Regions from separate parts of the Homo sapiens genome. Here region 2 is linked to region 1. Evidence: chromatin loops called from intact Hi-C (ENCODE). Cell type or tissue: heart left ventricle. All regions are shown on one strand. Each heading gives the region's core, and the rest is flanking DNA. Links, peaks and the distances in the headings are about the cores only. Region 1 overlaps LOC124904518 (a long non-coding RNA gene). Region 2 overlaps LINC01705 (long intergenic non-protein coding RNA 1705).

Region 1 (8,339 bases), core at 69-8,068:
AAGAAAATAGCCGCTACTTTAGAGGTTTGTAGGAGAATTAGCGTCTTCAGTGGATAGAGTTGTGTTTTAATTGGTGCAGGAGTAGATGTTGGGTCTGTGGGAGATCTTGCTAATGATTGACCATGAGTTTCAGATGGAAGGTTTAACGGTTGAAGAGAAAAGGGTAATGGGGTGAGATTTGGTGACATATGGAATATATGGGTATAGAGGCCAGGAATTAGAAATGACCTGTGGTTTTGTGCTTTGCATGGTGACTGAGGGAAGCATGAATATTGGGCAAGACTGGATTAAGCCTGATGATTTCTTAGGCAGCTGTGGGTGTTAGGGTGGAAAGGCACTTGTGAAAAGCCTTGCCAGGACAAATGTGGAGGTCAGTGGGTTCCCCCACATGTTCAGAACTTGCTCTCTCTCTCTCTCACTCTCTCTCTCTCTCTCTCTCTCTCTCTATATATATATATATATAGAGAGAGAGAGAGAGAGAGAGAGAGAGAGATTTTATATATATATAAATTTATATATATATATAAATTTATATATATATAAATTTCACATCACACACATACACATACACAGTTGGCCCTCTATATCTGTGGGTTCCACATCCGTGGATTCAACTAACCTCAGATCAAAAATATTTTGAGAGAAAACAATAACAATAACAATACAATAGTAAAAATAATACAAGTAAAACAACTAATACAATATAACAACTATTTACACAGCATTTTCATTGTATTAGATATTGTAAGTAATTTAGAGATGAGTTAAAGTATACGAGAGGGTGTGTGTAGCTTATGTGTAAATACTACACCATTTTATAACAGGCACTTGAGCATCTGTGGATTTTGGGATCCATGGGTGTCCCGAAGCCAATCCTCTGGTGATACCAAGGGATGACTGTATTCTGTTTCTTCTTACTGCCAGGCAACTCGCCAAGTAAATACTGGAGTTGGGCTTCCAGGGCAGATGTATCTAACCAGTAAGTTGGTGCCCTACCCACCACACTAGTGGTTTTAAAAGTTTAGTCTTCATCAGACACTTGACAAAACACAGATTGTTGAGCTTTGTCCCTAGAGTTTCAGATTCAGTAGGTCTGGGGCGGCATGGAGATTTGTGTTTCTAACAAGTTCCCAGGTGATGATGACACTGTTGGCTCAGGGACCATATACTGAGAACCACTGCACTTCCCCAAGCTGTTTTCCAGAATCCTTTATATTTCTTTCAAGGCAAGGCCATATCAAAGAGCAGGTGTTCACTTCCCAAAGGGGAAACTGAGGACATCAAGGTATCCGTGGGTTTAGAACCTTTCTTCTGTGGAAATTCCTTCAATGTTGTTCATACGCCTGCCAGTTGGTAATTGGGCCTGTCACCACGGGACACAATACTTGATCTATTGATAGAGGGGTAGCCCATCCAATGGCCTATTCTTCCCATAACTGCCACAACCATCATTATCCACAATCATTTATTAAGTACACAATTCAGATTTGCTCCTCTGTATTTGTTTCTTGTCTAAGCTAAGCTACAGGACCAGACAAGGGGGTGTGTTCCTTGGCTGTGGTCACGTCTATTGGTGCTTCTCACACCTGTGTCCCAGGGTTTAGAAACCTTCATATTCCTGAAAAACAGGGTCAAGACTAATGTGAGGCTATGGGCAGACCTGGGAAAAGACTGATGAGAGGAATGAAAGGAGAGGAGTCTGGAAATTACACCAGACTTAGAAGATCTGGGTTCTAGTCTTGGCCTTTCCTTTCAATTGGCTGTATAATCTTAGGCAATGCCACTTTACCTCACCTGGCCTCAGTTTCATCAACTTTAAAATGGTGATGATAATAATAATAAAATCATGCTATAGCAATCTTACAATTCAATAGACACTAAGTACTCACTGCACGTTAGATGTTGTGAAACATGGCAGGGATGTAACTGTGAATAGGACCTAGACCCTTTCTTTCCAAGTAAGATGGACGAGCACTGGCCTCACAGAGTTAGTAAAACATTCATATGAACATGCTTTCTTTGGCACCGTGTAATTGTAAGGTGCAATAATTAATAAAAAGATTGGAACAAAGTAATGCATAGGCTGAGATTAGCAGAATGAATTGAAGAGTTGATGTGTCAGCAGGAAACTACCTATCCATTATAATTATCTGGAGAGTTTTTAAAAAATAAGAATACATGGACTTAAACCCCTAACATTCTAATTTAATTGGTGGTGGTGGGAGAAGGGTCTAGATAGTGATTTTTAAAAACACACCATGTGATTCTAATGAATATCTAGGGTTGAGAACACTGCTTAAAGATTTGCCCACCTGAAGGGGGAGGAGGCTTTTGCTCCCGAGTACTGAGACCAGATTTAACCAAGAGGTCACCTGTTCCCTGATTACCTGGGCTTAGATCTCTGCCCTCAACCTTAGGGCTCTGTGTCTCTGGGAGAGGTGAGAATTTCCATTGCACCTTTGAATTAAAAGGAAATTGCTTGAGACTGGAAGGTGATGAGAATGCCTGAGGAGCCAGCCTGTCAGTTGCCATGAATCCAAGGCAGACGGAGAGCTTCAAAGCAGTTCTTACAGGAACTGGGTTGCCAAGAAAGGAAAGTGAGCAAAATTCATCCTCAGTAGCTAGGGAAACGATGTCCTGGAGAGGTGAAGTGGTTGGAGTCATGTTCCAGATAAAGAGATGGAGGCTCTCAGACCAGCACCGGGACAATCGAGGAGTCTGCAGCTCTGGCCAGCAGCTCTGTCTCTCACTGGGATGTGGGGAGTCCAGGAGTCCAAGAGCCTCAGCAGGCAGAGACAGAAGGCATGTCCTGAGTGATTCCCTGCAGCACCCTGCAGCAAGAGGCACTGTTGCCCTCCTAGCAGGGCCCCTCAGCTCTGTTCCAGATTACCCAGACAAGGGCAGGGAGGAGAGAGGAGGACTTTGATGAGACCAGACCGGCCACAATGGCAGGTCACCTGGCCCATCTCCTCCTGCTCCCTGTCAGCCCACTTTATAGACCCTGGTGTCTACTCTGATGTCTTTCTTGCCTACCTGTTCCCTGCTTGGACTAGAGTCCTCCTCTGATGTTGGCTCTGACACTCTGCCCAGCTTATGCTTGTCCCTTCTCTGTCGGTGGGAGTGATGCACTGCCCCGTTCTCCAGACCCTGGAAGGGGAGCAGTCCCATTGACAATGTAAGATCACCCTCAACTTTGATGGCCACACCTACCTGCCCTCTCTCAGGCCAACACAACCACTTTGAATGTCCTGGGTGGTAAAATTATCTGAGCTCCCTGTTCGGTGAAGCCTAGAGAGCAAAGGTTTGAAACAGGCTGGCTAGAGGTGTCTGGGGCTAAGCCTCAGGCTCTGAGGATGTGGATCAACAAGAGGTGGGCCATATTCACTGGATCCCCACCTCCCGGAGCAGGGGCTAGACCTTGTAGCCCGGTGAGTGTCCTGTCTGGACCAAATGCCCTGTCCTACAGAGTTGCCAAGAATGTGTCCTGTGTCATTCACAGACTAAGTTACGCCGTTACTCCAGGATAACATCATCCCTGCCTAGGGCACCAGTGAGCCTCTGAATACAGATGAGATCCTGCATATGAAAGTGCTTTGTAAACAGCATAGTGCTGCGTGCATGCAAATTGTCCTTACAAATTGCACATATTTACTTAATTACAGTGAACTTTCCTCTTTGGTCCAGCCTGTCTTGAAATCCATCAACCTGATACCCAAAGTGGGATGATTCACTTGTTTGAAATACGGTAGACTGGGCAGGGGGGTGGGGGGTGCATTGAGTTTATCTTCCTCCCAAGCCCTGCCCTTCGGTTACATTTTGTCTCCCATTTCTCCTTCGTTAAGTGAGAAAACTTGGGGAGCGATTTTTACTATTTCTTTTTGCATATGCATTTATCTGACCAATTCATCCTGATTTTCTCTCAGTAGCTCTTCCTTCCCCTTCCCTGGATCTCTGTTGTAGAAACAAGGGCTGTGGATCTGGGACTGGAATTTCCAGGGTCAGCTAAATCTTAGCTGTGAGACCCCAAGCCAGTCTTGGATCTTATTTTTTTTTCTTTTTTTTTTTTTTTAAACCTGTGACTCCTGTGACTCTTTACCTAGAAGATATAAACTAGGTAGAGTGCTAGTCTATAGGCTGTAATGCACTCAGTCAATGTAATGCAAGGCTCATTCATCTAATAAGCCTTTTTTGTTGTGATAAACATTATTAAGCTTATCAGGACATACATCAGTATTTCTGGCTCTCCTCCCTTTCCTGGCACATGGGTGTCTACATTTCCCAGCTCCCCTGCATGAGCTGGAATGGGAAGTGACATGTGTCATTTCTGAGTGGAAGCACTTAAAAGCAGGGACACAAGTCTCTCGCTGTGCCCATCGTGGAGGCAGGTGTTGGAACAGAGGTGCTGCAAGAACACCAGGGGCGCTGAGCCACTCCATGTGACGGCTGCCTCAAGAGCTACCCAGACCCACAGTTGGCTTCGTGTGGATGAGCAAAAAGCTTTTGTTGTGTTAAGCAATTGCCTTTTGTTGGTGTTTGTTGCCACAGCTACCTAATTCATTTATTTCTTGTCTTCACTGTGACAGGAGTTTTCAGTCAACCCCAGAGCCTTCTGGGTCCCTGGGGGTGTTGTTGAGTTGCCACGAAGGAGGGAATGAGGTGGCCAGGGGAAAATGAGATGCAGGTTCTTCTCCAACCAGACTTCCACTTTTATCTCATCTATATATTGGGGTTCCCAGGAAGAATACTTTTGAAAGCAAAGCTCAATTTCTAAAAAGTTGAGAGTCACTGCATTATTACAATAATTTCTTCTTAACTCTGCCTTTCTGAAGCCACTAGAATTTTCTTCCATCCTTGACTTTATGACCCATGTTGCATCCATGTTCTTATTACAAGCAAGACTTTAACCCTTTAGGCTTTAAAGCCTCCCCTTCCCCCGCTCCCGATGCCACACTGACCATCCTCATCTCATCCGCTATTCTCTGCCCTGGCTTCTTGGTCCAGTGCTTCCTGTGTAATTGCAGGACAGTGGGACTGGAAGCAGAGAGGAGTGGAGATCAGGGACCATCAGGAGATAATCCGGGATCAAGGCTTGGATTTGAGGTGGGAGATCAGTGGAATGGTGTCTTTGGTATAAAGTCATAGAATTTGGGAGTTGCCTACAGAGAGTAGCACATTGAACACAGGGTGCCTGGAGTGCACTCTCATATGTCACACTTCATGCAATGAAGAAGTGTGGCTCTGTAGGAAACCCCATGTGCCAGTTCCTCTCTGGACTGCACACCTTCTGCTTGGAGGTGTGGGTTTGGGAGAGTGGAAGGGAAGGGATGGGTAGTGGCTCTAACCAGCTCTGGGTCACAACAAGCCACAGCCCTGCCTCTTTCAAGGGAACAATAACCAGAACCAGAGGACAATGGGACTTTGTCATGTCCTGAGGTGGAGGAGGTAGCTGTGCTCTCCTTTGCTCCCTGGGTGGCGGTAATGTCATCAATGACTCAGAGCTGGCACTGTCACTGAAGGCACCTGTAATATAGCAGGAGCAGCTCTCTCCTTCCCCTAATCTTCTGTTTAGCATTTGCTGGGTATCATTAGGTCCTTCAGATGAACAAAGCAAGTATTGGTAGGGGGGACAAAATGGGACAAGACTGGGTTTCTGGCATGAATCCCACAATGCAGTCTTCACACAGGCTGAGAATAACACGGCATGGAGGCTTTTACAGAAGTGTCACTTGTGGATTGCACTGTAAGCTGCAACCCCACCTCCTGATCCGGCTTGGCAGCAAGTGCATTGTGTACATCTTAGAATAATCTCCCAGTGCAAGCAAAGAGTCTGGCTGCAGAAAGAAGCTATGATGAACATTAACGTAAATAATTGAGCAAAAACCTCACTGTTGGACTGTTTAAATCTTTTTTGTTTTCTGCTTACAGGTCAGCTGTTGGGCCCAGCCTCACATACAGACACAGACCTTTGAGACTAAAATAGCCATGACTAGGCAATGTCACTGGTTGTCTTAATAACTGCCTTCAGTCATTAAGATGCCTGAAATGGATTTATCACCAACGATCAGATCAATTACTTGGTGCTCAACTGCAATCTAAGTCTTTAAGTCTTTCTGTACCTCCACTTCAGTTATTTCATTAAGATGGATGGGCTGGTAATGCCACCCCGGGGGGAGGTCAGGCTAGAGAGTTCTGCCTGAATGGAGCCTTAGGGATGAAAATAAACTCAACATACAGGGGCAAAGAAGCAGAGAAACACGATTCTTTGTTCACCTCCCCTGCTGCACAGGGAGCCACTTGGTCTGCAGCTGGTGGTGACAGATCACACAGAGGGGCTACAGGCACTCACGCAGGACTCCCCCTCAAGGGTTGTGCATTTGCTGAGCATGAACATGGCTTCATGGAGGGCATGGAGATCTTTAGAGCTGTTTGTCCCAGACCTGGCCTTCTTAAACTTCATCTTTGTTGCAATTTGGGTCTCTGTCAGTCCTAGTAGGTCCATCTCTGCTGTGATTGGGAACAGACTTCAGTGGAGAAACTAAAACGTTCTTCAGGTCAGTGGCCTGTGCCTGTGGGTCCTGGTGGACCTCCTGGAGTAATTATAACAAAACAGTGCAGGGAATAAACAGCTCCTGACCTCTTCTGTTTTGTAATGATTGGCATCCGCCAGCCTGGTGTTCTAACAAAGGTCCTTGCCGGCTGCTGGCCTTGCAACACTCTGACTCATCCTCAGCCCACCTACCTCTGCTGGGGCACCCTATGGACCCTTGCTGTGCAGCTAATTCATGACACTGTTGCTCCTGCCCTGCAGGATGCTGGGACCCCAAGAGGCTCCATGCTCCCCAGTCAAACACAGTCCCGCCCTTGCATGCATTTGTGTCACACTGAGTGTCCCCTTCACTCTAACTTACTTTACGATTCCCTTTGGCAGTCTGGGGAGATAGTTTTTGGGGCCTTGGCCACCCCAAGAAGACGCCACCTGTATCTCCAGGGATTTAAGTAGAACAAACATTTCCAGCTTCTTCTTTGTAGAACTGCTTCACTCAAGAGTAGCCCTGGGCTCTAGGGCTCTGTTCAGGACATTTACTCCCAAATGGCTGGCCTAACCCGCCCTGAGCCTTCCATGGTGACATGCTCCTGGGCACCTTTTGATGTTAGAGGTAGGCTTTTCTTCACAGTATAATTTAAAACTTTCTGTGGATATCATAGTTCTCGTCGTTCCTTTACTGGAATCCATAATGGGGAAACTCTGGGTGAATAACCTGCTTGGACCTGCCTGGCCCCCGGGCCCCCTCCCTCAGCACAGGGTTCTGTGGGTAGCAGACAGGCCAGGCCAGTGTGCTGGACCTTTCTTGGGAAGTAGAACGTGGCTACTCCCACCTGTGTTCCTTGTCTCATCAGTTCTTTCTATTCAGTTATAGACAGATTTCTTTTATTTTTTAAGGAAGAAAGTGTTTAATCTTTATGATTCACTCCAGAGCCTGAAAATATTGATTGCGAAAAGCCATTTGATGCTCTTGAAACCTACGGAACTTTTTAATGAGCTGCTAAAAGTTTTTTTTTTTTAATCACATAGATTGTGTTTTATTGAATCTGAACAGCCAGCCTTCTTTGAGAAAGGTCGGAAGGTTGTTTGAACTGAGGTTTTCCTCAGGCTGAGGAGGGAGATGGTTGCTTTACATGGGAAGAAGCAGGAGAAATCCTCTGTGTCTCTGGGTCAAGGGGCTGGTAATAATTAGGGCAGATTCCTGTATCCGCTACCTGCCGACACTGGTCTAGTGTATTACGTGTATGTCATCTCATAGACCCTCCTGACACCACCACCAACCAGGACGAGGGAAAGTGTCACCAGATGGAGACTTGGCACAGTCTCTGACCCCCATACATGCAATTTCAATTTCTCTGATTGAAGTGATATAGAAATTCAGTTCCTCTTGTCTCACTGTTCCAGTCCTATAAATAGCTAATTTTTTTTTCTAAAAAATAGTTAGTTTAGTTTTAGAGAAGGTAGGCCACAAAGAAGGCTTGTGTTTAAGTACCAGCCCTGACAGTTTCCATCCAGGTGACCTTGGACAGGGCAGTTTTTGTTTCTGAGGCTTGTTCATTTACGACACAATTCCTGAGTGTCTACCACTGTAGGAACTGTGCCATATTCTGTACAGCCGCTTGACAATAATGATGGTCATGACAGTTCTAATGGCAGCTACCACTTATTGAGCTGGTCATATATGTTAGGCACTGGACTGTTTTATGTGCAGCTTTTCATTTGGTTCTTCCATAAATCATTAAGATAGGCAGTATCAACATGGGGAAACTAAGGCTAAGAGAATTGAATTAACTTG
Region 2 (8,339 bases), core at 292-8,291, 69 kb after region 1:
GATGCCGTCCTGCCGTCCTGCATCAGAGCCACTCATGCCCGTGTGCGCACTCTTTGTCGGGGTCTGACACCGTTGCATCGTATATCACCTGTGTTGTCATGGTCAGTGCTCAACAAATGCCCCTACTGATTCAAGTATATGAGCAAGTCAAATAAAAAAATAATATGGCCGGGCGCGGTGGCTCAAGCCTGTAATTCCAGCACTTTGTTAGGCCGAGGCGGGCGGATCACAAGGTCAGGAGATTGAGACCTTCCTGGCTAACACGGTGAAACCCTGTCTCTACTAAAAATACAAAAAATTAGCCGGACATGTTGGCGGGCGCCTGTAGTCCCGGTTACTTGGGAGGCTGAGGCAGGAGAATGGCCTGAACCCAGGAGGCAGAGCTTGCAGTGAGCTGAGATCGTGCCACTGCACTCCAGCCTGAGCGACAGAGTGAGACTCCATCTCAAAATAAATAAATAAATAAATAAATAATGTAATAATTTATTAGGCCTCTGCTGTAATAATTTATTAGGCTTCTGCATAAATTATTGCATTTTATCCATACAACATTTATGATTCTTATTTTTCAATGAGGAACCAGACTTAGGAAGATTAATAACTTGCCTGAAGTCACAGAGGTAGAGGGGCAGCGTAAAGATTCAGTTGCCAATTTGTCAGATTCCAAAGCTCTTTTACTGCACCATCTCGCCTTCCAAGCGTGGGAGAGTGGGGAGGGAATTATGTGTCAGTGTTGGGTGAGAATGGCTTGGTAGAACTTGGAGGTGAGCTTCTCATGAACAGGGCTTCCTGGGACCTCTTATCCTGTCTTACATGAGTCACCCCAAATTATTAGAAATCAAAGCATCAGTTGAGGAAAACCACACCAGCCCCCAGAAAGCTAATTGAGCCCCGTAGTCTCAAAGCAAGTCTAGTCACTGCTCTTGAAAAATGCAATTTAGCCATTCCTCCTTACTCCTTACAGCTGATCTCAAACACATGAAATATCATATGTAATTAGAGTCCATGAACATTCGTGTCACTTTGCACAATTAAAACTGTGTTCTGCTATTCCTGGGAAACATATTTTTAGTTTAAGCTGGGGTGTAATGAGATCTCTAAAAATAACACCGTGAAAGGTGAGGCTAAGTGTAGGGGTTGAGTTCACCCCAGTGCCGAGGCTATAAAACATTATTCATGGTCCATTTAAAGCTCTTGAGCCCTGGGCCAACTTTTTTGCTCAGACAGAAGTTTGGTTCATCCTATTTGGACCCAACTCACTTTCCATTGAAATGGCGGTGGCCTGAGTGAGAGGGACTTAGACTAGGCCATTAGAGGAATTTTACAGCAGCTGAGGCAGCTCAGGGCCACTTTCTCTCCGAGGGGCTCTGGTTACACTCAGGCTGAAAGGCTTGGATATCGAGTGTTGAGACCACCCCACAGCTCGCCAGCTTGCTGCCCTCTGGCATGATGGCTCCTTTCAGAATCAAGCTCCCCAGGTTTTGGCAAGCCTATGGCTACAGAAATAACAAATGATCTCCCAGCTTGGCAGTGGGAGGGTTCTGGCATGCCTGTAACCTCAGACACAGAATATGGCACCCAATAGCGTGCGGAAATGGTGATACAAGGCTCGTAACAGATGTGAGAAACTTCAAGATTTCAATAATTCAGGGCTTTGGAGGGGATATGATTTTCTTGGACAGAAAAGTGCCGTATTAAATGCACCACCCACAGTACTTTAAACGCACATACACACTCTCACACCACATGGAACACATCCGCGTGTGTGCCCATTGCCAGGGCTTCTGCTCCCTTGCTTAAGGTAGACCTGACATCAGCAGCAGATGGTCATTATCAAGTTTCTTATCTCATCCTTGTTGCCCCAAAACATAATTTCTCCTGCCCTTGGGGCTGTGCTAATGAGGCTGATGTTACAGGCTGGATTCTGTGGATACTCTAGTTGATTTCACTCTCTTTCCTGATCATGAATGTTGTTTGCTTCCTTGTTCTTCTGGTTCATCTGTTTATTTACATTCAGCTTCCACCAAATACAGATTTGGGGTGAGGTCAGAGATTCCATTCTATTTGCTGATTTATAAATTAATTTCTTTCTTTCGTTCTTTCTTTCTTTCTTTCTTTCTTTCTTTCTTTCTTTCTTTCTTTCTCTCTCTCTCTTTCTTTCTTCTTTCTTTCGTGTGTGTGTGTGTGTGTGTGTGTGTTTGTTAGCTTGTTTTTGATACAGGGTCTCACTCTGTCACCCAGGCTGGAGTGCAGTGGTGCAAACATGGCTCACTGCAGCTTCTGCCTCCTGGGCTCAAGCAACCCTCCTATCTCAGTCTCCTGAGTAGCTAGGACTACAGGTACATGCCACTATGCCTTGCTAATTTTTGTCTTTGTTGTTGTTGTTGTTGTTGTTTTGCCATGTTGCCCAGGCTGGTCTCGAACTCCTGGGCTCAAGCAATCCACCCACCTTGGCCTCCCACAGTGCTGGCCTTACAGGCGTGAGCCACTGTGCCTGGCCACAAATATCATCTTTCTTTAAGTGTAAACATGGTCCAGTACAAGCTAGTCCACTACAGGGAGAAGTGCCCAGACCCAAGTCTTTGTCGTTGATGCTAGCAGGGTTATTTTGGGGAGGTTAGCAGCAGAGACTGAACTAATCCTAATTCTGTGTATGCAGTCTCAGGCCAAAGGACAATACTGAGGACAGACTCTGTGACCTTTGTCATGCACAGGGCACGTGACCACACTTACAGTGCCTTGTTCAGAGGCAGGCAAGAGCCATTTTAAATTTTTGTTGTAACTTGAGTAAATGTAAAAAATTATTGTTATCATTATTATTTTGCTGTGCTAAGAGAATTGGGTAGTCCTTCTTGGAACTGAAGTGACCGACCACATATTTGGAAATGTGTGACTATTTGCTTCATCTTTCATTCCTAGGCTAAAATAGACTGTCTTCCCTTCCCTACCTAATTAGAGAAGTCATTCCCTAGTCACTGAATCCTTGACTTTAAAGGCAGCAGAGCATTTTTAGATGATCAAGTACATCTTCACCAATTTTATAATTGAGATCAAAACCCTGGTTGGAGAAATGACTTACTCAACATCTCCTGAGATTCAGTTCAGATTTGGAGATACTTAAAGACACAAGTTAACATTTCTTGAACCTTTCCTTTCAATTCCATCAAATAAGACCTGCCCTATATAGACTTTCAGTAGTTTATCTCTAGTGGTTTTTTTTTTTTTGTACCCCTTTCCTCCCTGGACAGCTCACTGAGTATACTCTACTCTCTTTCTTTCTCAACAGGCCCTTATCTAAAACAGTTATTAGGAAAGGACCAGACAAATGTACTCACATTCTGGCACAAATGACTGATCATAGTTGCTTCCTAATTTGTGTGTCTCATGGGGATTAGATTGTACTGAAAAGTGTTAAAATCTAGTGACAGAATTCACGGCAGCCTCAGGCCAATGGTAGGCATTTTGGGGAGGCGGTGGCTAAAATTACACCATGGCTTGGAAATTAGAAGGTCTGACTTAGACCTGTTGAAGACTTGTGGGATGCAAGATCTGGTAGAGGCCGTTAACTCGTGCAGTTTGCTAATAGGTGAGGAAAGTGAAATCCAGGGGAAGGAAACTGAAGTTTTCCCATGGGCAAGCAGCTGGTTAGTTAAGGGCAGGGCAGAGATGGGTCTCTAGGATTTACATTTAAAAAGTGGGCTTAACAAAATGATTTACCATTTGGCTGTTCATTTATTCATTCTTTTAAGAAATATATTTTTGTATGCCTACTCTATGTCCAGCAGGGTTTGGCATTAAATGATGAACAAAGAGACACTGGTCATGCCCTGTTGGGGCTTATAATCAATGGGGTGGTGACACAGAGGAAGAAAGACACACTCACCAGAAATAGATAATTACAAATTGTGATAAGCCCCTGTCTTGCTGAACTTATCACCAACATTTGACACAGTTGATTAGTCCCTCCCTCTTGAGATGCTTTATTTAGCTCTTGTGACACCACTCTCTTGATTTTCCTCCCACAGAGCAGGCTTCTCCTTGTCCTGCTTTTTAGCTGTTTCATTCTCATATCCTTAGCTTCTAAATATTGGAATGCCCCAGAAGCCACCCCAGTCTTCTCCTGTGAACTCCTAATTTGTATATCAAGCTGTATACTTGACTTCTCTACTAGGCTGTCTAACAGATACATGTTACATAACACATTCAGAATCACACTCCTCTTTTCCCATTCTCATCTCCAACCTTCTCCTCCCCCAGCCTGTTCATCTTAGGAAATATAAATGTACTCTTTCAGTGACTCATATCAAAATCTTGGAGTCATCTTTGATTATTTTCTTTCTCTGATACTCCATTTCCAGTACATATCTATAAGTCCTGTAGCTCTTACCTTCAAAATAGATCCAGAACACAACCATTTGTCAACCACTTTATAACCTCTATCACTCTGGTCCAAGATATCATCACTTCTCACCAGGAGTATTGGAAAAACCTGACTAATCTTCCTCTATTTGCACCAGCCTGAGTGGCCCCTTCCAAATGTTAGTTGGATTATTTTGCTGAAAACACTCATCTCACTCAGAATAGAAGCTCAAGTCCTGGCAGTGGCTGGCAAGACCCTACGAGACCCAGACCCCTGCCATCTGTTTCCAACTCCCATCACTCCCTCCCTCCCTCACTGGTCTTCCCGCTTTTCCTCAACCCTGTGGAGTCCACTTAGGCTCAGGGTCTTCTCGCTCACTGCTTCTTCCACAAACGCCCACACAGCTTGTTCCCACTCTCCCTGAAGGTCTCTGCTCATCCATTATGCTCTCAGTGTGGCCTTTTGAGTCCTCCCGTGAAATGACATTCCACCCAGGAATGCCCATCTCGCCTCGCTTTATTTGCTTTATTTTTCTTAGCACATTTCATCATGTAACATTGTCTGTATTTATTGGTTTGTTTCTTCCTTGTCTGCCTTACTCCCAGCCAGAATGTAGACTCCAGATACGCAGGAATTTTTGTCTGCTTCCTTCTCCTTGTGCCTAGAACAGTGCTCAGTAAATATTTGTTAAATGAATGAATGAACTGAAGCTGAGATCTGAAAAGTCTCAGTTAAAAGGCTAGTGGGAGCTGTCTGTAGAGAACCACCCCAGCAGAAATTACTATAGGTATAAAGAAAATAAGGGATAAAGCTGGGCCCTGAGAACCTAAAAAGAAGGGAGACAAATGGCCTGAAAGGAAGCAGAAGTTGGCAGAGACCGGCTTGTGCGGAATCTTGGAGCCATGATGGGGACTTTGGGTTTGAGCCTGGGTGAGAAGGAAGGCTATAGACAGGCTTTAAGCAGGGAGTCCTTTTAATGTGGAAGTTCCCATAGGTGCAACATCACAGTTCTTGACCTCAAGAAAATCAATGTCTATGAGGGGAGCCCACACAAACACACAGTTAACAGCATGAAGTGCCTGGCTGACCTGGGAATATATCCCTCTTCCTTGAGGGCGAGGAGAGGAATCAGAAATATTTTCTAGAGGTTTTAATATTTTCAAAGACATTATGTAAGAAAACAGTTTTAGGCTCATTGCAAAATTGTGAAGGTGGTTCAGAGAATTCTCATATACCTGCTTCCCCTACACATGCACAGTTCCCCTATTATCAACATCCTCCATGAGAATGGTGCATTTGTTACAAGTGATGAACCTACATTGATTCATCATTATTACCCAAAGTCCATAGCTTACACTGGGGTTCACGCTTGGTGTTGTACTATTTGGTGGGTTTAGACAAATGTATAATGGCATGTGTCTACCTTTATAGTATCATACAGAGTAGTTTCACTGTCCTAAGATTCCTCTGTGCTCTGCCTATTCATCCCTCCCTCCCCTATTGGCTGCCACTTATCTTTTACTGTCCCCGTAGTTTTCCCTTTTTGAGATTGTCATATAGGTGGACTCACATAATATATAATCCGTTTAGATTGACTTCTTTCATTTAGTAATATGCACTTAAATTTTCTCCATGTCTTTTCATGGCTTGAGAGCTCATTTCCTTTTAGCACTGAATAATATTCCATTTTTCTCCTATACCACAATTTATTTACTTATTCACCTGCAGAAATGGCATCTTAGTTGCTTCCAAGTTTTGTCAGTTATGAATAAAACTGTTATAAGCATCCATGTGCAGGTCCAACTTATGGGTGAATATAAGTTTTCATCTCCTTGGGGTAAATACTAAGGAGCATTATTGCTGGATCGTACAGTAAGAGTATGTAGTTTTGTAAGAAACTGACAAATTGTCTTCCAAAGTAGCTGTAGCATTTTGCATTCCCACCAGCAATAAATTAGAGTTCCTGTTGCTCCACATCCTTGTCAGCATTTGGTGTTGTCAGTGTTCTGGATTCTGGCCATTCTAATAGGTATGTAATGGTGTCTCAGTGATGTTTTAGTTTGCATTTCTCCAGTGACTTATGATGTTGAGCATCTTTTCATATCCTTGTTTGTCATCTTAATATCGTCTTTGGTGAGGTGTCTGTTCAGGTCTTTGATTCATTTTGTAATCATTTTTTTTTGTTTTCTTATTGTTGATTTCTTTGCATATTTTGGAAAATAGTCCTTTATCAGATATGTCATTTGCAAATATTTTCTCCTAATCTATGATTTCTCTTTTCATTCTGAGATTTTAATTTCCTGACCTGAATCTGTAAGGAGAAATAGATCAGGCGTGTGGTGCACGAGACAGAGAGAAAGCCAGAGAGAACCGTATGTGCAACAGTGCAAGCGTCTGCCATCTCAGAGAGTGGTGTGAGGCTTGAACTGCTAAATAAAAATGTGCTTTTCAAGGTTGAACCTAAGTCTGGCTGACTCCCAAGTCCATGTCTTTTCACTACACCATGCTGAGAAGTGGTTTTGAGGCCAAGTGGAAGGAGGCAGCTGGGGTAGGCTGGAGGACTTTCAGAGATCACAGGCTTGCTGGCTCCTGTCAGAACAGGAAAAGAGCATCCATGCTGACAGCTACATTTCACAGAAGAAGGAAATATGGCCCAGGGAGAGGAAACCACTTGTTCAAGATCACACAGCTTGTGAGAGGCAGGCTCCTCATCCAGTTTTGCAGGGGTGGTGTAAAAAAGCAAAAGAAAATGTCATTTTACATTGAACTGAATTGAGAAAATACTCATGAACTTCTTAGGGATGGAAAACATTTTGCAGTTAGTACCTATTTTTCCTACATTGTGTGTGTGTGTGTGAGTGCCCACACACATATCATACTTTTCCAAAGGAACTCATAAATGCCTCATCTTAGTTCTGCTTCTCTGGTTTGATCAATAAGAATTTTAAAGCAATTAATGCTTAATTCTCCTAACAACTAGTTTTTATTTTATCCAAAGTAAAACTTCCAAAAAAAATCTGTTTTATTAATAATAGAAATCATAGCAATAATATTAATCACTGTTACTATATGACAGCAGAAACCTGTCATCTTTTTATGCCCAATCCAAATGGCAACTGGAATAGAGTTAACATGAGTACTAGCACCACCCTAAATTCCCTGGTAGGTGGAATTTACTCTCCCCTGCAACCTCCACCACAGTTAAGTTGTGCTTACTGGCAGTCTGCAGTGCAATTTGGGAAACTTCTGTCAGCTATATACATTTTAAATACAATTCAGGCAATGCATAGACATAGCCAAAGTGGAGCTTGAAGTCAGCTGAAAGAAGTCTGAAGGAGGGGCTCTTCCATTAGGAATAGGCCTGTTTTGACCACCACAGAAATATACCTCTTCGGTCCTAGAGCTGAAAAGAATATTAAAGTTTCAATTAGACCATTCTGCGACTTCAGAGAGAACCATACTCAAGCCAACCCAAGCAAAATCCATCCTGATATTCTAGATCAAAGATCAACAAATATTTTCTGTAAAGCACCAGATAGTAAGTATTTTAGGCTTTCTGAGCCATAGGGTCTCTGTCATAACTACTCAATTCTATCCTTGTAGAAGAAAGCAGGCATAGACATTAGGCAAATGAATGGGCATGACAGTTTTCCAGTAAAACTTTATTTACAAAAACAGGTAGTAGGGCTGAATTTCACTTACAGGCAGTGGTTTGCCAACTCATGTTCTAAATCTCTAGAAGAGAAATTGCCTAAGCTTCTCTAGGAAGTGTTCAGCTTTTATGGCTGGACATTCTTCACTATGTCTAATTCATATCCCTTTGCATATCCTTTTGTATAATACAGATCCTTCTACTATAACCCGGGGAGATGGAGAACATCTGTTTGGGGCATCCTTTTGTTGGAACGACTAACTCTGCCGTAAGGAAAAGGATGAAAGATTAGCATAAAGTTTGCTAATCAGAGGACAGGCATTCATA

What was found. Peaks named below come from ENCODE experiments on the same cell type or tissue, not always from the same donor. Only the 100,000 strongest peaks of a DNase experiment are listed, where the experiment ranks them.
Region 2: it touches region 1 in a loop (4-fold over the local background); 1 of 110 quality-filtered maps calls a loop at or near these places.

The regions. Positions count from the first base shown.
Region 1 is chr1:222,102,662-222,111,000 of GRCh38, reverse strand. All of the region lies in intron 1 of LOC124904518 (a long non-coding RNA gene), which reads left to right. Among named protein-coding and RNA genes, the nearest start is that of LINC01705, 47 kb to the right of the region's middle. In heart left ventricle, for the core only: no CTCF peak of the experiment used is centred there; no DNase peak of the experiment used is centred there; H3K27me3 peaks cover 710 bases.
Region 2 is chr1:222,033,538-222,041,876 of GRCh38, reverse strand. It overlaps LINC01705 (long intergenic non-protein coding RNA 1705), which reads left to right. Exons shown (of 3, transcript XR_001738485.2): 3 at 1-173. Among named protein-coding and RNA genes, the nearest start is that of LINC01705, 22 kb to the left of the region's middle. In heart left ventricle, for the core only: no CTCF peak of the experiment used is centred there; no DNase peak of the experiment used is centred there; H3K27ac peaks cover 2,545 bases.